7 separate regions of the Homo sapiens genome follow, and all the other regions are linked to region 1. The links are chromatin contacts, found by Hi-C or POLR2A ChIA-PET in ENCODE. All regions are on one chromosome and are shown on one strand. Each heading gives the region's core, a stretch centred on a gene start or an enhancer-like site at or near the end of the contact. The rest is flanking DNA. Distances are from core to core; before and after follow the strand shown.

Region 1 (2,659 bases), core at 114-2,613:
CAACAGGTTTCACGGAGACACGTGAACCACGTTCTTGTAAGACAAGAGCTATTCTACAGGGTATCTAGAGTGCAAACCCAAACCATGTCTTTTTCAGTGGATTTTTCATGTTGACATCATCTTATTTCACTTTGGGGAAAGTTTTTTTCTAAGGATGATAGCGAAAAGTCCTTTTGTCTTGTGACAATAGCAATTTTTATGTCAGCTTGGGTTTTTTTCCTCCCATATTCCCAAGTAAAAGTAATAACTTTGTTACCAGTTTTGCCATCTGAGGTTAAACTGTTTGACCATGGCTTGACGACTATTTTATACTTAACACTTATAAAATATTAGACTGATAGTTATTTAAGTTACCACCAGTGATAGCTCTGGAATCCCTGTTTTATTAATTTCCAGGTAAATCCTTCTTAAGCACATGGGAAGATAGCACTGTAAATTTTGGGGGGTAAGGAGAACCTCCATCAATTAATACATCAGCTTGATAAAATTCAAAGAAAAACATGATCAAATAAGTTCAGATTATATTTAACACATTCAGTTTCTAGAAGTAGTTTTGCTGAATAAATTCCCACCAGTTGAGCTAATGGAGCAACGGAGCTGCCAGTGCTTCCCGGAGGCTGCTGTGCTCAGCCAATTCGGAGGCATGGCGAGCCACACGGTGGGAGGTGGGTAAAGCCGGGGCCCTCCAAGGCTGGGCGCCACGTTGCTTTTCTCTTCTGAAATAGGAAGACAATGCTTCTGGCTATTGTATAAACCAGCCGAGGACTGCTTTCATTCGCACATCAGCCAAGGCGTGAGCAGAATTAAAGCGCCTTCTAATTCGACCCCTGGCAACGTGCGCGTCACGGACAAATGTTTAGTTTTAACGCCTGGCTGCGTTCGCCTTGGGAAAACACACTTTTAAGAATGGCCAAGTACCTCAGCAGTCGCGGTGAACTGCACAAGATCAAAACCACCACGCCAACCCAGCGCTGGCCACCGTCCCCGCTGAACCCCGCCAACACCCCTAAGGACCCACCCATGTTTTCTGCTAATCATTTTTTTTTTCTAAACAGCTCTGCACAGCCTTTCCTCATTCCGTTCCCGCTCTCCCCACCCACTCTGCGTTCGATCCGAGGTTTCTAGTCCCCAGCTGGACATCACAGCACCAACTCCCACTCAGGAGCCGGCCAGAGCCCGAGCCGCAGCGCAGTGGGCAGCTCCCCGCGCTCTCCGCCAGGCCCTCGGCCAGCCAGCCGCCACTCGGCCGCGAGTGATTGACAGGCGGCAGCAGCTATAGGCCGTGGAGGTGGGACGATGCGTCACTTCCTGGTCTTTTGGGGGGAGCCGGGATATATAAGGGCGGTGCTCACGCAGCGCTCTCGCTTACACAGTATGGCCGGCGACATTAGCTAGCGCTCGCTCTACTCTCTCTAACGGGAAAGCAGCGGAATACAAGAGACTGAACTGTATCTGCCTCTATTTCCAAAAGACTCACGTTCAACTTTCGCTCACACAAAGCCGGGAAAATTTTATTAGTCCTTTTTTTAAAAAAAGTTAATATAAAATTATAGCAAAAAAAAAAAGGAACCTGAACTTTAGTAACACAGCTGGAACAATCCGCAGCGGCGGCGGCAGCGGCGGGAGAAGAGGTTTAATTTAGTTGATTTTCTGTGGTTGTTGGTTGTTCGCTAGTCTCACGGTGATGGAAGCTGCACATTTTTTCGAAGGGACCGAGAAGCTGCTGGAGGTTTGGTTCTCCCGGCAGCAGCCCGACGCAAACCAAGGATCTGGGGATCTTCGCACTATCCCAAGGTGGGTCCCCGGGGCGCTCGCTGACATCCGGGCCTGGGGGCTGTCGCCGCCGCCGAGGCACCAGCCACGGGTGGAGCCCGAGTTCCCTCAGCTTTCAGTTGGGGGCAAGTCTGCGGCCTGGGGTCGCTTCGGCGGCCTTGGAAGGTGCGCGGTTTGGGGGAGAGCGGCCATGTCCACGCGGGCCGGAGCCGGCTTCTCCCGCCGTGGTTGCCGCGCCTGGCATTGCCCTGGGGGAGGGGAGGAGGCCGGCGCGGCCGCGTGCTCAGGTAACGTCCCGCGCTGGGCGGCGGGCGGCGCGGCCCGGGGTGGTTTTGCGGCCCGCGCCTCCCGACATTTCCCTCCGTAGTAGTTGGCGGCAGGGGCCCCAGGTGGGGGTCGGGGGCGCCTGCGCGGGTTGCCTCCGGCAGGTGTGGCTCGGCGGGCTTAGTCAGGCGCTAATTCGGGCGTGCCGGCTTCGGGGAATGGAGGGCGGGAGCGGCGCTTGTTCTTGCCTCGGGCGCGGATAGGAGGGGCCCTCCCGGCCTTGTCTGAGGGGCTGGCGAAGAGGCCTCCCACCCGCGGCGGCCGCGGGCAGCATGTGGCGTTCGGGCGGCGGGGATTGGGCGGGAGCAGTTATGTCGCAGTGGCGGGGCCCCACCGCTCCCCTAACATGCTCTGCGCCAGAGCCTTTTCGGGGCGGCTGGGCAGACGGCGCAGTCCCCGGGGCCGCCCTCGACACGGCCGCTGAGGCCGCTGGGGGCTGCTCCCCAATCTCTTGACCTTGGGTTGTGTAACCTGCTACGGAGCCGGCGGAGCGGGGCGGGAGAGGTGCGGGTGGAGGGAGGCCCGCCTGCCCCAGGACATAATGCCTCTAATGCCTTAAGCT
Region 2 (2,659 bases), core at 107-2,606, 2.9 Mb before region 1:
TAGACCTCCAGCACACCCAATTGAAGAGAAGATATTTAAGCAAGTTAGCACAGCTCTTGTGCAATAGAAAGCTTTCCCTAAGTTGTTAATACTCAAAACCCACTCCTTACTGTTAACACTACCATAAATAACCCATTAGGCCCTCGCAGTTACATCAGCTTTAAGAATACCATCTGCCATATGTCCTAGTAGAGTGCAACAAATGGATGCAAACATTACCCAAACATCAAGTGAAATATGAAAAGAATCTGTTATTCTGTGCTTTAATTCGATGTTGTTTAATGTGAAAAGACTTAGAACCAAAAGTAAATCGACCCACTACCTCAAAATTCCCTACAAGATTAATTAAACGAGACTTAATCCTTCATACTTGCACTTTTTCCGTCACAAACAGGAAACTCCGAAGAAAAGGAAATAGAAAAAAGCCTATTTTTGCTAAGAGGAATAACGGCATTGCTTCCAACCCCCACAGTGAGTGAACAAATGAAAAAGCAACGGGAGGAAGTGACGGGGGTAGGCGGTGGAAAGCTCAATTGGAGTCCTAAGCATGCCACCCGGCTCAGAGATGCCCTAAAACATCTGTTAAGAGCAGCTGCAACAGGGAAACCGGAGTCGGGGGATGAGGGCCGCGAACTGGACGGACTGAGAGTTGTGCCCGCACGTTCAGTCTCTTCTTGGCCAACTCTTTGCTCACCTCCCAAGTCCCCATCCCGCTTCCTCCATAAAGAAAAATCCCCAATAAAAGCAAAGGCAGAGAAGACAAAGAGGCAGGAGGAGGCTGCAAGGAGCGTCCACAACAATGGAGAAGATGGAGCGAGCGAAACTCCTGAGGACAATGAAGGGAGGTGGAGAAGCGCCGAGGGAAACGCTGCTGACCCGGGCCCCGCCAGTGGCGGACGCTGGACACAGGCCGGGCCGCACCGTCCCTGTCATCCCGGACGCCGCGGGCTGGGGCCGGGCAAGCGGGCGCCGCAGGGCCTGGGGGCGCTGGCGGGGCCTGCGCGGGTTCGCGGGCAAAGGCCGGCGGGACTCACCGGCATTCTGATCTCGGGGCCAGAGGTAGTATGTCGCCGGGATCACGATGAGCCCCACGAAGGAGGTGAGGAAGTAGAAGAAGGTGTTCCCACTGTCATCGTACTGGAACTGCTGCCCGGCCATGGCACCCCCTCCTCCGCCTCGCTCTTCTCACCGCCGCCGCCACGACCACGCTCTGCACTCCCGCTCCCAACGCCCCGGCCCGAGTGGCGTAGCTTGGACACTGCCGCCGCCGCCTCTCCTCCCCGCCCCCACGCCACTCTCACGGACACGCCGCCGCCACCTCTGCCGCTGCCGCCGCCGTCGCCAGCTCTCGCGAGAGGAGATAGTTCCCGCCCCGCTCAGTTTTCCCTCCCCCTGCGTGTCCCCAGCGAGCTCGCTAAGGGAGACGTGGCGAGCGCAACGGTGGAACTCGGCGAGGTCTCGCCCTTAGCCCCGCCCTAACGTCAAAGCCCTCCCCCAACCCCTCCCCTAGGGTCCCGCCCCTAACCGCTCCGCCTTCCTCCACCGCTCAGTTTCCCAGCGCACCACGCCGGATTCCGGGCGTCGGCGTACAGGATCCCAGAGAAGGCTTCCCGCCGGAGCAGCGGTCGCGGGCGGTTCACCTGGCTGCGCAGGGGTCCCAGATATTCAGAGAAGAGCTGAGGCTCAGCCTGTCCTGCCCTCTGGATTAATTGCCCTGGTTGATCACGTTTCCTTGGGTTCTGGATCTGCTCCTCCAGCCCCCATATTTTGGAAACAAGTGTCATTTAGAATAGGGGGTGGGAGGCCGGGCACAGTGGCTCACGCCTGTAATCCCAGCACTTTGAGAGGCCGAGGCGGACGGATCATGAGATCAGGAGTTCGAGACCAGCCTGACCAACATGGTGAAACCCACTCTCTACTAAAAATACAAAAATTAGCCGGACGTGGTGGCGCGCGCCTCCATCTCAAAAAAAAAAAAAATTGGGGGATGGGGAGGTGTGGGTTGCGGGAGGTGTGGGTTGCAGTTGTGTTTTCAAAGCAATGTTTACTATCTGGCCGGGCGCAGTGGCTCATGCCTGTAATCCCAGTACTTTGGGAGACCGGGTGGATCATGAGGTCAGGAGTTCCAGACCAGCCTAACCAACATGGTGAAACCGCGTCTCTACTAAAAATACAAAAACTAGCCGGCTGTGGTGGCACGCGCCTGTAATCCCAGCTACTCAGGAGGCTGAGGCAGGAGAATCGCTTGAACCCGGGAGGCGGAGGTTGCAGTGAGACCGGATCGCTCTCCACTGGGCGACAGATTTGAATCTACGCTGTGCCCATCTTGCAGATGAAGATTTCCCCAAGCCGTTACAGATGGTTCCCTACCCATTCCAGAGCTGCTAATTATAACCACCAGCTTCAGGCGGTAGGCTGAGACCTTTATTGTTTTGTGTCATTTAGTCATCAGTAAACCCCATGGAATAAAGCAAAGTATGTCTGCTCTACAAATGAGAAAATTGAGGCCCAGAGAGACTGCCCAAGGTCCCTCACAGTAAAAGAATGTCTGAGGATTCAAACCCATATCATTTTGATGCCACAAAGCCAGTGTGCCCTTGACCCTCCATCGCCCAGGACCTTAAAATTTCCTGACAGTGACTGGCATTCTCCCTGCGGG
Region 3 (2,659 bases), core at 81-2,580, 2.8 Mb before region 1:
CAGGAATTGTCTGTTTTTCTTTTTAAAATTAAGTGCCTCACAGCAGCTACCACACACCTAGAGAACCCTTAAGGTATGAAGAATGAAGAGCAGTCTTACAATTTCTTAAAAATTTACCTCCCATTTACTTAGAGGTATTACTATGTGTTGTTTTCTAAAACCTCCTTTTATCCCCATTTTACAGATTAGTAAACAGGCACAGAGAATGTAAGTAACTTGCCCATAGTATACCGCTAATAAGCAGAGTGGAACTGGAGTCCTGGCCGCTAGCTAGCTCCAGACTGTTCACATCACTAAGATGAAGTCACAGGCAATATCTCTTTTAATTCTTCCAACAGCCGCATTAGGCAGATGTTCTTTCCACTTTATAGAGGAGGAAACTAAGGTTCTGAGAAGATAATTAATCCAAGGTTACATAGTTAGAAGTTGGTGGACATGAACATTTCTGGCTACAAAGCTCAAATTTCTAACCACTACCAGTGTCTCCACCCCACTTGTTTCAGAAAAGGATCCTTCCTGGCAACTCCAGGTGAAGATGAGAAGAAGCCGTGGTGGAGTGGGTGGAGGAAGAGCAAGAGGGTTGGGGAATCAGGACCCCCAAGAAAACCAATCACACCTATATGAACCAAAGATGTCCAACAGCATTCTTGGAAGCAAAAACCCAAATCCCAAGCCCCATAATGCCACCCCCTTTTTCTGATGACCCAACTCTACAGACTCAGTCCAACCCCTTTTTCTTACTGTTGGGGAAACTGAGGCCCCCAGCGCTGACCATCATTACACCCTCCTCCTTTCCCAACTCTCCTGAGCCACAGTCCCGGACGTGGTCCTGTACCCACCCCCGCGGCTCGGCTGATGTTGTCCATCTTGCTGACGACCTGTTGGAAGAGGGGGTAGCAGGTCTGACAGAGGCGCACGGGCCGGGCGCTGCGCACCAGACACCCTGTCAGCTCTGCGCTGCTGTTGGCGAAGTCCAGCAGGAGCTCCCGGCACTCAGGATCCAGATCCGGCAGGTCCGGGGGCAGCGACAGAGGCCCCAGCCCTCCACCCTGCAGGAGGGACAGGGACAAGTCCTCCACCTCCAGCAACTGCTGCTCCGACAGGAGGTCGTGGAAGACCCTGTGCGGACTGCTGCCGAAGGGGAGCGCGCCCAGGGCCAGCCCCGACCACAGCAGCAGCCCCAGCGGCAGCCACGGCGGCAACGAACACCTCCGCTGCGCGGCTGTCGGGCCCGGCTCCATCACCGGGCTCACACACCCCAGGGAGCCCACCGCCGCCTCTCCGCCCCCAGCCGGCACCGCGGACAGCCGCCGCTTCCGGTTTCCGCGAGCGCAGGCCGAGAGCCGGGTCACGAGGAGGGCGCGTCACGGCCCCGCCCCCTGCGCGCGGCGCCCCGCCCCATTGGCTGCCGGCTGCCTCCGGGCCGCAGGCCTTCGCGCGTGCGGGAGGGCGCCTACCCTGCGGCCGCGCGCTCTCCAGCCGGCGTTAGGCGCGGGGCGGGGCGGAGTGGTGCATTGGGGTATCCGTAGCCGAGGCTCGCCAGCCGGTGACCACGAGCACCCACCGCTTTGGACAATTGCATCTCGGGGGTCCTGACCCTTGAACGCCCAACCCTCTGGGAGTTCCGGGCGTCCTACAAGTTTCTTACCTCGCTGGACCGACGACGGCCTCCGCTGTGGAAATGGCCGTCGGCTGCGTTCGCAGAGAAACCCCGCTGGCCTGTGCCTCGGCAGATTTTCTGCATGGTGTTCCTTAGCGTAGTTTTTTCCTCATCCCATTTGGAGAGAGTAATAATGCCCGTTGGTTATTATAGGTGGTGGAGACTAGCGGTTTCCAAGCTTTTTGTTTTTGTTTTTAAAAAAACTCTCAACTGTCTGCCTCAGCGTTGTCAGAACTCTGTGAGATGAGGGAAATATTCTACATCTGCGTTATTAAGGCAGCCACTGGCCACATGTGTGGTGTTGAGCCGGCTGAGGAACTGAATTTTTAATTTAATTTAGGGCCGGCGCGGTGGCTCACGCCTGTAATCCCAGCACTTTGGGAGGCCGAGGCAGGCAGATCGCTTGAAGCCAGGAGTTGGAGACCAGCCTCGCCAACATGGCGAAACCCCGTATCTACTAAAAATACAAAAATTAGCCGCTGGGCGTGGTGGCGCAAGCCTGTAGTCCTAGGTTGAGCGGGGAGGATGGCTTGAGCCAGGAGGTCGAGGCTGCAGTGAGCCGAGATCGCGCCACTGTACCCCAGCCTGCACGACAAAGTGAGACTCCATCTCAAAAGTAAAAAGTATTTAACTTAAATGTAAGTAGCCACATCTGTGTAGTGGCAACTGTACTTGACGTAAGTCTGGTCCTACAGTGGCCAACAAGCAGGTTTGCTTGGAACTGAAGGGGTACCAGGGACGCAGCGCGTTCAGTGCTAAAGCCCAGGAAATCCTGGACAAACTGCTCAACTTGAAACTCCTATCCAGTTTCTGACATGCCCGAGGCAATAGCAGGGGACACTCTAAAAAGCGTCCTGATACCGTTGCCAGTCTGTAAAAAGAATTTAAGCTCATAACCTGGAAAACAGTTTTCTGACAAGTATCTGACCAACCAGGTTGGTAGAAAATTATTTCCGGGCTTTGTGTCATCCTGCTTTTCAGGGTTGTAATTTTTGCCTT
Region 4 (2,659 bases), core at 97-2,596, 2.8 Mb after region 1:
ACAAAGGCCATTTGTGGGGAAGCTGAAAGGACATGGAGGTACAGAGGCAGAAATGGTGGCAGTGACGACATATGGGGCAAATATGCCCAGACCCTCAGCCTCCCCACTGCACCCACACTGTCCACAGGACAATCGGGGCAGGACCTTCATCTGTGTCCTCCGGTTGAGGGGTTGCCTACATAATCTGAAAGAGAAGCGTGAAACTCCAGAAGGGGAAAAAAATGCCTCTTTTGAAGGGGACTTCCCTTGCCAGTGAGGTTTCAGATCATGTTCTGTAACAGCCTACTGGCCTGTGACAGGGCCTCCAGGAAATGAGACAACTCAGATGCAGAGTACTAAGGGAAAAATTTCAGTAGTGGCTTGAGAAAACTAACTGTTGAGTCTGACAAAGCAAAGTTCTAAGATAGTGCGAAGTATAACTAGGGCTGCTTTGAAAAGGAAACCCAGAGAGCAAGGACAGGTGTCGCTTAGTTTTAAAAAATAATTAGAGCTTCTGTTTATTGAAAGCCTACCATGTGTCAGGAGCCTTGCATGCCTTATCTCTTACTCTTACATCAGATGATATGAAATTGACATTATTATCCCCATTCTCATCTGTAAAGTGAGAAAACATACTCAGATAAATTAAGTAAATTAGCCAACATCATCCAGTTCCAGGGCCACGATTCAAGCCAAGGTCCATCCGATACCAATTACTATGCTTCTGCCTTGGCCCTTCTGTCATTAATTCATGTGGTTCACTGTGAAAGTCATGGACTTCTTTAAACCTAGATTTCCCCTTATGACATGGTACAAGTAAGCCTAAAGTTAGATAAAATCATAGCCTATGATGAGCTAATTTAAGCTTCAATCTGTCTCTGTCACTAGCCAGTTCTGTGGAAATGGACAACTCAAGTAACTTCTCCAGGTCTCAGTGTTCCCATCTAAAAAGTGGGGTTGTAGTGGGCCTCTACAGCTCTTGACTTCTATGAGGCACACCGAGTCCTCACATGCCAACATAAAAAAGGAAATTTCAAAATTGTCTTTGTTTTTTAACAAAGTATATGAGGGGATTATTCCAGTTCTCTATGAATAATATATATATTTAAAGAGCCTATGTTTAAAAAATTAAAATGCTTTAAAACATTTTCTAGATGGCCTTACAAATGGAAAAAAAAAGTATTCCTAGCCAACCCTCTGTCAGCAGAAAGGCCACACAGAAAAAAGCAAATCACAATTCTTTACCCCTCTCAGCATAAATCATTACTCACCGTGGGAAAATGATTACTTGCCAGGAAGTAGAACCTATGAATCATTATACTGTTGTCCTCGACCTCTGATAGAGCAAGAATTAGGGGAAAGACTGAAAAGCTGGGGAGTGAACTCTGATTTGACAATAGTTCCACTCATGGCATCGTAAGGCAATGAAAACAGAAAGCTGATCGAGCCGTAGGGCTGTCAAGTCCCGGTGCTGCTGCAGTGCACGTCTGAACCCAGAGCAGAATGACATGGGCCCCTGACTTTCTGAGTCACTCCTTGGGTCTGAGTCTTCACAGCCCCAGAGTCATTTATCAGCAAATAGAAACAATGCCATCCCTGGGCTTGTCCCGACAGTCAACCTACTTGTTAATGCCTGTGTAAGAGATACCCAGCTTGGAAATAGGAGCAAAAGTCACAAGGAAGGGATTAAGTTGCCTAACATCAGCATTCATTTCCTAAAATAAAAACACATGAAAGATAGACACCACAAATATGTGTTCCCTTGTGGTATCAGCAAATATTGTGCTATAATTTCTCTACTGTTGCTAATAAGCTATGGCACACAACTGTAAATTCTTTTTTTTTTTTTTTTTTTTTGATACAGGATCTTGCTCTGCCATGCAGGCTAGAGTGCAGTGGCACAATAATGGCTCACTGAAGCCTCGACCTTTCAGGCTCAAGCAATCCTCCCACCTTGGCCTCCCAAATAGGTAGGATAGGGCAGGTGTGGTGGCTCATGCCTGTAATCCCAGCACTTTGGGAGTCTGAGGTGGGAGGATTGCTTGAAGCCAGGAGTTCAAGACCAAATAGCTAGCACTACAGGCATGAGCCGCCATGCCCAGCTAATTTTTGAGTCAGGGTCTCACTATGTTACTCAGGCTGGTCTCAAACTCCTGGGCTCAAGCGATCCTCCCACCTCTGCCTCCCAAAGTGTTGGGATTACAAGCATGGGAGCCACCTGTAGGTGGGTGAGGAGCAGTGATCCTCCCACCTCTGCCTCCCAAAGTGCTAGGATTACAGACATGGGAGCTACCACACCCAGCTTGCAAATACTTTTTATATTATGTTTTTCTACATGGCCTTTGATGTCTTTAGAAAATGTTTGTTTTAAGCAAGGATCTTTTTGTGACTAAAAGCACAGAAAAATACAACATAGTTAGTATGTTACACACCAAATATACAAAATCCTAGAAACTTATAGAAGGAGATAGGAAAATTGATCTTATAACTAATCTGAATATTGTTCTCTACTTTCCTTAATGTTTTTAAAGGTAGTGAAAGTAAAACTATATTGTTCTGATGATGTAGAAGGGAGAATGTTTAAAATTCCTCCCAGTTTCAGGAGGAGATATTAGAACCTGTCTTTATTATACTGCATTGATTAGAGGGAAGAGGGTATTACAGCCAAAGTGTTACCTAA
Region 5 (2,659 bases), core at 88-2,587, 2.6 Mb before region 1:
TATGTACACTTAAAAATGGTTAGGATGGTAAATTTGATTTTTGTGTTTTTCACGACACAAAGTGTGTAAGTTAATGAGAATTTTTTCACTTAAATGTTAATAGTAGCTTGTCATATAAATTTTGATTAAAGGAAAAATCGCTTTACACTTAACTTTTAATAATTTGCTGTCATCTTTAAATTAATGTAATTAATTTTTAAAGATGCTTCCATACATGGGCAAATTCTTTAATCCTGAATTATAGAGTGAAAGTGAAGCACTATTTTCAATTAACATCTTTCAAATCATCTAAATTATTGCCAACAAATACTAGTTATGAAATTAGGTATATTTTATTTCTGTTGATTTCTTTATTCAATTAAGTGCAAATCTCGAATTAAGAGAGCAAGATCCCTAGTCTTTTCTTAAAGCAACTGTAGTTCTGGATTATGAGGTAGGTGACACCACACCTCAGCCTTTGGCAGGGCGGTGGCCCAAAATGCTGAAGTCAACCATGTCCAATCACCCTTCTGGTCTGGCTCAGCCCTATCAAAAATTGTCAGGCTTCTGTGAACTTTCATTAAGTCCCGTTCAGAAGACTGCACAACCCAGGTTACTTTAGCAGCTCGGGAAGGGCCTGGAGCAGCCGGGTTGGCTTGCTACCTCTGGGAAGTCTCCAGGAAGAGAAAACTGGGAAAAGGCTTTAACTTTGCGCAAGCCCCTTTTCTCTGTCAACATCTCTTTCCCTTCCCAGCGAAGGGATGTGTTCTCGAAAGATCTACCCCTTTCCAACTCAAATGTCATTCCCTGATCAGCTGCTGGAGGGGCAAGCGGCGCTCAACCCACGCCCTCCTCTTCGAGCACCTTCTCCAAGTGCCAGCGCGCCGGGCTCGCTCTGCAGCCCCCCACACCAGCCCTACAGGAAGAGGGGCCCTGGCTCACGACCCCGGCCCGCCTCTGCAAGGGGGCTCCCGGCCTGGGAGGCTGTGGCTGCCCGCGGGGGTCCACTCCCGGGTCGAGTGGGGGTGACCAGAGCCAGCGGGAGGGGTTTCTTGGGAGAGGGGAGAGACGGCCTCACCTTGACCCTGATTTCGTAAGTGGTGAAGCGGCCCCGGCCGACCCCCACCGTTTGCGGGTTGCTCACATCGATCTCGAGGAAGTTGCTGGGGGGTCCGTAGGCGTCATTCAGGTTCTGCGGCTTGGTGATCAGCCGCCGGGTGTCAGCCACGGTCTCCGCCATTTCGCTGTAGCTGCTGCCGCCGCCGCGGGCTCCCTCCGCCCCCTCCGCGTTCAGCCGCCGCCGCCGCCGCTGCTGCCCGCCGTGGGGACACGGGGCTCGCGCGCAGCGGTCGCGAAGAGAACGAGCACGTAGAGCGGGCGTTCACCCCGCACGCGAAGCTCCTCCCCGCGCCCCTCAAGCTTCCGCCTCCGAGCCCAGGGGAGAAACGGCTCACTAGCTGGAACGCCACGCCCGGCTCCCGGGAGGCCCGGCCGAGGCTGGGGAGGGGCACTGCGGACTGGGGTGTGAGGAGAAGCGGTGTCATGGGACTCGGGGTCGCAAACAGGTTCCGGCCGGACTACAGCGCCCACAATGCACCGCGAGCGCGCCGCCGCGGGGCTGCGGCCGAGGAGGCGAGGACCCAGACGCCCAGAGCTGGCGCTTCCTGTCTCTCTGCGCCAGCCTCGGCCTGCGGCGGGGTAGAGCGCCGGAAACGGCTTTAGCGGCTTTGGGAATTGCGGGCGAAAGTTAAACGGAGAGATCTTAGAGATTTGCCCGCAAATCGAAACAAAACTGCCCCTACTAACTCTGTGCCAACCTGTGCACCGTCTCACTGTGAACCCCTGAAAATGCCTTTCTGGAGAAGGTTAAGCAAATGCCTGAGATGATTTTGCCATAAACCCGAGCGTTGCACCAGACACGCGTCTGGATTGATAGGTTGAAACCAGTAAAGTGGGGGAGTGAAATAAAAACTAAAGCCCTAGTTAAATCCTAGCATTATGGTCAAATCGATTTTGGAGACAGGTCGGTCCGCTAAAACAAAGTAACAGTAGACCGGCTGCAAGCTGCTTTGGGTGTCCACTTTCGTTTCTCACGAAGTCCTGATAAGTTTTTTTTTTTTTTGAAAAGTATTAAACGTACCTCTACAGGACTGGAAATGCAACTCACATGAGCCTTTTTAAGAAACGGGGAGGAAGGCCGGGCACGGTGGCTTATGCCTGTAATCCCAGCACTTTGGGAGGCCGAGGCGGGCGGATCACGAGGTCAGGAGTTCGATACTAGCCTTGCCCACATGGTGAAACCCCATCTCTACTTAAAAATGCAAAATTAGCTGGGCGTGGTGGTGCGCGCCTGTAATCCCAGCTACTCTGGAGGCTGAGGCAGGAGAATCGCTTGAACCCGGGAGGCAGAGGTTGCAGTGAGCTGAGATCTGCCATTGCACTCCAGCCTGGGTAATAGAGTGAGACTTTGTCTCAAAAAAAAGAAAGAAAGAAACGGGGAGAAAACCCAATTAATTAGGTCCTAGTTCATCTCTTATGGTCCAATGGGAAATGCAGATTTTAAATGTTGAGATACGATACATTTCTATCTCTGCCCAGAGAGTTATCCCTCACAACTATTTCTGCATTTTTTAATATGTCAAGTTTAACACTATAATTACTTTAAATAACCTGATCTTCC
Region 6 (2,659 bases), core at 41-2,540, 2.6 Mb before region 1:
TAGCTGGGATTATAGGCACCTGCCATCATGCCGGCTAATTTTTGTATTTTAGTAGAGACAGGGTTTCACCATGTTGGCTAGGCTGGTCTTGAACTCCTGACCTCAGGTGATACGCCTGCCTCAGCCTCCTAAAGTGCTAGGATTACAGGCGTGAGCCACCGCGCCGGGCCTTCTCTTTTTTTTTTTTTTTTTGTTTTTTTTTTGTTTTTTTGAGACAGGGACTCACTCTGTCTCCCAGGCAGGAGTGCAGTGGCACAATCCCAGCTCACTACAGCCTCCACCTCCTGGACGCAACCCCCACCTCGGCCTCCCTAGTAACTAGGACTACAGGGCACAGGCCACCATGCCCAGTTTTGTATTTTTTGCAGAGACAGGATCTCGCTATGTTGCCCAGACTGGTCTCAAACTCCCGGGCTCAAGCGATTCTCCTGCCTGGGCCTCCCAGGCATGAGCCACCTAGCCCGGCCTGTATTATCTTTTCTGGAATTCATCTCGCTTACTGGATTGCCAGCCTCTTCTGGACAGCAATTTGTACTCCTAATTCGCTTATTATAGTATGTCAAAGCATTTATTGTTTAATCAAATTAGGGCAGATCAATGAGAAGTTACCCTTCGGATACACTGTCCCATGACTTCTCCGTCCACCGACAGTCCTTCTTAGGCCCTTGGCTTTCCCATGCCACTTATACAATCTTTCAAAACATTTGAGTGCGTACCATTTATATTATTCAAATACGAAAAGGGAAAGCGGTAGGCGCACATTTCAGGTACTCGTCAAAGATGAGTTGGACGCTGGAGATAAAATAAAAAATGGGCCTACCATTTAGGGAGGTGTGACGAAGTGACACCACTCTTCCGTTAAAACCCGAGGGCCCATTGGGTCACCTCCATTTTATTCAGGTTTCGGAATCTCGGTCATGTGAGCTAACTTAAAAGGCTCAAGAGTGGTTACCTGCCTACCCGTCATAATCACTTCCCAATTCCTTGAAAACTTCGGGTTCCTCGGCCGGCCGCCAGCGCCGGGCGGAGAATCGCCCTCCCTCCCACTGCCCAGACTGGAGCTGCCTGTTCCGTTCCACCCCGCCCCACCCCACTGCATGCTGGGAGTCGTAGTCCCGGCTGGCAGCGTCCGGAAGGACGGGAGGGCACGGGAGTGCAGCCCGCCCATGTGGCTACTGGAGGTCACGTTCCCTAACTGATCCCTTGGTTCTCTCGGGTGGAGCCTTCAGCGTGCACGGCGGGGTTTGACTTTGCCACCGTCTCTCTTCTGGGTTCCAATAAAGTTTTCCTCTTCCTCTCCTCGTACGGAGTTCAAGATGGCGGCCTCCTGGTCGCTCTTGGTTACCCTGCGCCCCTTAGCACAGAGCCCGCTGAGAGGGAGATGTGTTGGGTGCGGGGCCTGGGCCGCCGCTCTCGCTCCTCTGGCCACCGCCCCTGGGAAGCCCTTTTGGAAAGGTCAGTGACTGTGCCATGAGTAGTCCGAGCCGACTGCATATGACTGGAGAAGCCTCTGGGATTACCCTCCCTGTCCGATCTACCCCAGGTGTCTCCTGCTTTCACGAAGCTGAGGGCTCCTCGAGAGGAGTTTCCATTTCTCTTGACCTTTTATACTGTCTGTGAATGAGCCCTGAGCACTGAGGGAAATGACCCTGAGTGACTTTCATTTTGAGGGTCAGAGGTTGACTCAGAGTTTGTTCCTTCCGGGACGTTTAGAGAGCTGAACCTAGTGGGAGTGCCTGGCTTGAAGAGATGCAGGTGTGGGGTTGGGGCCTGGGGACCCCTACCCTCTGCGTTTTCCAAGCTCTCGGGGCTGGTGACTGACGGGCACTGGAGGAAGAGCCGCGCCTGGGACCTCTGCAGGCCCTGATGTCTCTCGTGATTCTAGGAAGGAAGGTCCACACACATTCTCAGATTGAGGGATCGATTCTTGGTGTTCTTTTCAAGTCACTAGGGGCTTCAGTGGAATTATTTTGTCACCGGGCTTTCTTTCTCCCTGGCTTCCTTCATTCAGTTATATGTTCATGAATGAATGAATGAATGTATATTCTGAGTAACCAAGAGTGCCAGTTTTACTGCTCTATTCATGTATTCGCACTAAACTGCACGATTTTCAAAGGCAAGGACATTGTGTCATTGTTTCCTAAGCACTTAGCGCAATGATTGGTACTTGACGTGCAAATATGATTTTTGAGTGAATGAATGAATGAAATTATTCTCCTTGTCTCCCTCATCCACATACTCGTTTTCCTTTTTCTCAAATCCAAGCAACCCCTGTAATATACCTTAATAGATTGATAGACCTTAATAAGGTATATACCTTAATAGATTATTTATTAATTTAGCTAAAAATATGACAATCTTTGACCCTTATCATCAATGCAGTTGAAATTAATACTAGAACTTTGATTAGGTCACCTTACGTCTTTCTGCAAAGATTAGCATAATGCATTTAGTATAATGGAATAGGCTCCACACACTGCCTGGGGGTAGCCCTGATCTGCTGGAGTAGTCGTTAAAAGTAAATAAATAAATAAAGATATAATGGAATATTCTGGTAGTGTAAGCTGTGGATTATAATATAAATTTTATTTTTCATTTTTGGTAGTCAATAAAAGCAAATGCTATAAATTTCAACAGGTGCAAGAAAGAATATGGCAAA
Region 7 (2,659 bases), core at 53-2,552, 2.3 Mb before region 1:
ACACCCACGCCCGCAGCCCCGCGGAGCCGGGCCGCGCAGGCGCGCGCGAGCTCACACACGCGCACTCACACACGCACGCCCGCCGCGCGCCCGGCCCGCCGCCCAGCCCGCCGCCCAGCCCTCCCCCTGGGCGGGGACCCGCCCGCCGTCAGCCTAGGTTGAGGCGCCCTGCGTGTGTCTATAACTTTGTGCTGCTGCCGCGGCCGCCCTGCTCGTGGAAGGGAGGAGGAGGAATGTGGAAGGTGGCGGCGCGCGAGCTGACAGGCGGTTCCTCGGGCGGGCTGCGGCGACGGCCCGAGCGCTTCTCCTTCGCCGAGGTTGCGCGCCCCCTCCTCGCCGTGCCCCGGGCCCGCGCGGGATCGTGCGTCGTCCCGCCGCGTCCCTGAAGGGAAGGAAGCGAGGTAGGCGCCGGAGCCGTGCAGCGGGCGGCCGCCTTCCCGGTGACTCCGGATCTGCTTCCGAGCTGGGCCGGGCGCTTCCCTTTCCCCTCCCTGAGCCGCGGTGTGCGCGCCCCCCTTCTCGCCCGCTAGTGTTTTTAAAGGACTCGGGAAGGGGGAAACTGTCAAGATGGCAGCAGCGGGAGCAAGGAGGTGATGAACGTGCTGGTCCGGGTTTTCTAGCAGCCCGGGAGACTTGGCGCTTCCCGACCTGTTGGAAGATTTATGTTCCGACTCGCTCCCTCCCCCGGATCCCGACTGGGAAGGGGGCGGAGGGGACGACGTCCGCGAGAATGCAAACCACACAAAACCCCGAAGTGGCCGTCCCCGCCGGGCTCGAACCTCTGCGAACACCCGCTGGGCTGCTGCTCCCCCTTCTTTCTGTCTTTCCTTTATTTTTTGGAAGTGACAAGGGCCCATCTGCGCCCAGACCCCCGTTCGCCCTCTGGCCCGCGGGCGAAGAGGGGAGAGGGAGCTGCCCGCGCAGTCCCCGGGCTCGGGCCATTCGACCGGGTGGGGGGTGACGGGGGGTCGCGGAGGCGGCCAGGCTAGGAAAGGGGAGAAGAGCCGAAGACAGCACAGACTTGAGCGGCGGCGCCGCGGGAGGCACTAGAGCGGGCCCGAGCGAAACATAAACAAACGCACGCACACCCGAGCTCGGGCTCTGACCGCGGCTCGGCTGCGCCAGCTCCGGCCGCTGCCCGCTTTAAAGGCGCGGCCGCCCCTCCCCCGGGCGCCCCTCCCCCTTCTCCCCGCCCCGCCGCCTAGCCCGGGAGGGACCTGCGGCTGGGCGGCGGGGGGAGGGGGCTGCCCCGCGCGAGGCCGTCGATTCGCTCGCGGCTCCATCGCGGCCTGGCCGGGGGGCGGTGTCTGCTGCGCCAGGTTCGCTGGCCGCACGTCTTCAGGTCCTCCTGTTCCTGGGAGGCGGGCGCGGCAGGACTGGGAGGTGGCGGCAGCGGGCGAGGACTCGCCGAGGACGGGGCTCCGGCCCGGGATAACCAACTCTCCTTCTCTCTTCTTTGGTGCTTCCCCAGGCGGCGGCGGCGGCGCCCGGGAGCCGGAGCCTTCGCGGCGTCCACGTCCCTCCCCCGCTGCACCCCGCCCCGGCGCGAGAGGAGAGCGCGAGAGCCCCAGCCGCGGGCGGGCGGGCGGCGAAGATGGCAGAGGCACCGGCTTCCCCGGCCCCGCTCTCTCCGCTCGAAGTGGAGCTGGACCCGGAGTTCGAGCCCCAGAGCCGTCCGCGATCCTGTACGTGGCCCCTGCAAAGGCCGGAGCTCCAAGCGAGCCCTGCCAAGCCCTCGGGGGAGACGGCCGCCGACTCCATGATCCCCGAGGAGGAGGACGATGAAGACGACGAGGACGGCGGGGGACGGGCCGGCTCGGCCATGGCGATCGGCGGCGGCGGCGGGAGCGGCACGCTGGGCTCCGGGCTGCTCCTTGAGGACTCGGCCCGGGTGCTGGCACCCGGAGGGCAAGACCCCGGGTCTGGGCCAGCCACCGCGGCGGGCGGGCTGAGCGGGGGTACACAGGCGCTGCTGCAGCCTCAGCAACCGCTGCCACCGCCGCAGCCGGGGGCGGCTGGGGGCTCCGGGCAGCCGAGGAAATGTTCGTCGCGGCGGAACGCCTGGGGAAACCTGTCCTACGCGGACCTGATCACCCGCGCCATCGAGAGCTCCCCGGACAAACGGCTCACTCTGTCCCAGATCTACGAGTGGATGGTGCGTTGCGTGCCCTACTTCAAGGATAAGGGCGACAGCAACAGCTCTGCCGGCTGGAAGGTGCGTACCCACCCCGGGCTGGCAGCAGGACCCGCCGGGCCTCCTGCGCAGCGCGAGACGCGTCTCGGATTCGTCGGAGTGCGCTTGCGGGCTCCAGGGCAAGGGGTTGGCAGGGGGAGCCTCCGCTGCGAGGCTTTGGGGGTTATCTTTGATCCCCGGAGTCGGGGCACCTGGGGACGGTCTCGGAGGGGTGAATGAGGCTCCCCAGAAGCTTGGGGCATGGCCAGGTGAGGAGAGGGGGCAGGGGACGCCGGCGAGGGAAGGGCGAACGGACAGGAGTACATTTGCTGGATTCTCCGGACAGCACCGAGGAGGTAGGTCCGCAGCCAACTTTGGAGTAGAGTTTACCGTAGTGGGGGTCTGGTGCGGGCGCTGTGGCTGGAGTGAGAGGTGTGGGGGTGTTTGGGACGCAGTGTCTGGAGGAGGGGTTGGATGTGTGGTTTC

Evidence for each region. A loop is a pair of places that touch in the nucleus more often than their neighbours do. ChIA-PET counts read pairs that join two places held with the same protein, here RNA polymerase II (POLR2A). Pooled maps may share reads with other maps.
Region 2: a loop to region 1 is called in a map of ascending aorta, with 6 times the contacts of the local background. The contact joins the promoter of SEC63 here to the promoter of AMD1 in region 1. A Hi-C loop is called at or near these places in 2 of 168 maps with a recorded cell type or tissue (ascending aorta and naive thymus-derived CD4-positive, alpha-beta T cell) and 12 of 50 pooled maps. POLR2A ChIA-PET finds 5 or more read pairs at or near these places in 2 of 52 experiments (CD4-positive, alpha-beta T cell and HEK293).
Region 3: a map of CD8-positive, alpha-beta T cell shows a loop between it and region 1 (16-fold over the local background). The contact joins the promoter of OSTM1 here to the promoter of AMD1 in region 1. A Hi-C loop is called at or near these places in 2 of 168 maps with a recorded cell type or tissue (CD8-positive, alpha-beta T cell and naive thymus-derived CD4-positive, alpha-beta T cell) and 5 of 50 pooled maps.
Region 4: a loop to region 1 is called in a map with no recorded cell type, with 5 times the contacts of the local background. The contact joins the enhancer-like site here to the promoter of AMD1 in region 1. A Hi-C loop is called at or near these places in 2 of 37 single-sample maps with no recorded cell type and 3 of 50 pooled maps.
Region 5: a loop to region 1 is called in a map of CD8-positive, alpha-beta T cell, with 12 times the contacts of the local background. The contact joins the promoter of SNX3 here to the promoter of AMD1 in region 1. A Hi-C loop is called at or near these places in 3 of 168 maps with a recorded cell type or tissue (CD8-positive, alpha-beta T cell, ascending aorta and naive thymus-derived CD4-positive, alpha-beta T cell) and 14 of 50 pooled maps. POLR2A ChIA-PET finds 5 or more read pairs at or near these places in 1 of 52 experiments (CD4-positive, alpha-beta T cell).
Region 6: a map of CD8-positive, alpha-beta T cell shows a loop between it and region 1 (5-fold over the local background). The contact joins the promoter of AFG1L here to the promoter of AMD1 in region 1. A Hi-C loop is called at or near these places in 2 of 168 maps with a recorded cell type or tissue (CD8-positive, alpha-beta T cell and naive thymus-derived CD4-positive, alpha-beta T cell) and 5 of 50 pooled maps.
Region 7: a map of naive thymus-derived CD4-positive, alpha-beta T cell shows a loop between it and region 1 (16-fold over the local background). The contact joins the promoter of FOXO3 here to the promoter of AMD1 in region 1. A Hi-C loop is called at or near these places in 1 of 168 maps with a recorded cell type or tissue (naive thymus-derived CD4-positive, alpha-beta T cell) and 10 of 50 pooled maps. POLR2A ChIA-PET finds 5 or more read pairs at or near these places in 3 of 52 experiments (CD4-positive, alpha-beta T cell, T-cell and activated CD8-positive, alpha-beta T cell).

Annotation. Positions count from the first base shown.
Region 1 is chr6:110,873,422-110,876,080 of GRCh38, forward strand. It overlaps AMD1 (adenosylmethionine decarboxylase 1), which reads left to right and starts at 1,364. Exons shown (of 9, transcript NM_001634.6): 1 at 1,364-1,794. The coding sequence starts at 1,685. RefSeq lists enhancers at 1,786-2,501, 2,502-2,659 and silencers at 1,939-2,188, 2,249-2,318, 2,349-2,538.
Region 2 is chr6:107,956,852-107,959,510 of GRCh38, forward strand. SEC63 (SEC63 protein translocation regulator) reads right to left here and starts at 1,357. Exons shown (of 21, transcript NM_007214.5): 1 at 1,035-1,357. The coding sequence starts at 1,158. RefSeq lists enhancers at 796-1,397, 2,000-2,600 and a silencer at 1,020-1,559.
Region 3 is chr6:108,073,411-108,076,069 of GRCh38, forward strand. OSTM1 (osteoclastogenesis associated transmembrane protein 1) reads right to left here and starts at 1,331. Exons shown (of 6, transcript NM_014028.4): 1 at 840-1,331. The coding sequence starts at 1,241. RefSeq lists a silencer at 1,102-1,541.
Region 4 is chr6:113,631,050-113,633,708 of GRCh38, forward strand. All of the region lies in intron 1 of LINC02541 (long intergenic non-protein coding RNA 2541), which reads right to left. Among named protein-coding and RNA genes, the nearest start is that of LINC02541, 18 kb to the right of the region's middle. RefSeq lists enhancers at 1-226, 247-386, 1,257-1,306. Within about 2 kb of position 1,347, at least 26 of the 41 ENCODE cell types and tissues checked have a DNase peak (open chromatin) inside an H3K27ac peak, as active enhancers do.
Region 5 is chr6:108,259,703-108,262,361 of GRCh38, forward strand. It overlaps SNX3 (sorting nexin 3), which reads right to left and starts at 1,338. Exons shown (of 4, transcript NM_003795.6): 1 at 1,058-1,338. The coding sequence starts at 1,219. RefSeq lists silencers at 916-1,025, 1,136-1,395 and an enhancer at 1,523-2,358.
Region 6 is chr6:108,293,764-108,296,422 of GRCh38, forward strand. It overlaps AFG1L (AFG1 like ATPase), which reads left to right and starts at 1,291. Exons shown (of 13, transcript NM_145315.5): 1 at 1,291-1,455. The coding sequence starts at 1,317. RefSeq lists an enhancer at 1,143-1,632.
Region 7 is chr6:108,559,615-108,562,273 of GRCh38, forward strand. FOXO3 (forkhead box O3) reads left to right here and starts at 1,303. Exons shown (of 3, transcript NM_001455.4): 1 at 1,303-2,215. The coding sequence starts at 1,595. RefSeq lists silencers at 1-27, 68-137, 1,117-1,336 and an enhancer at 1,780-2,280.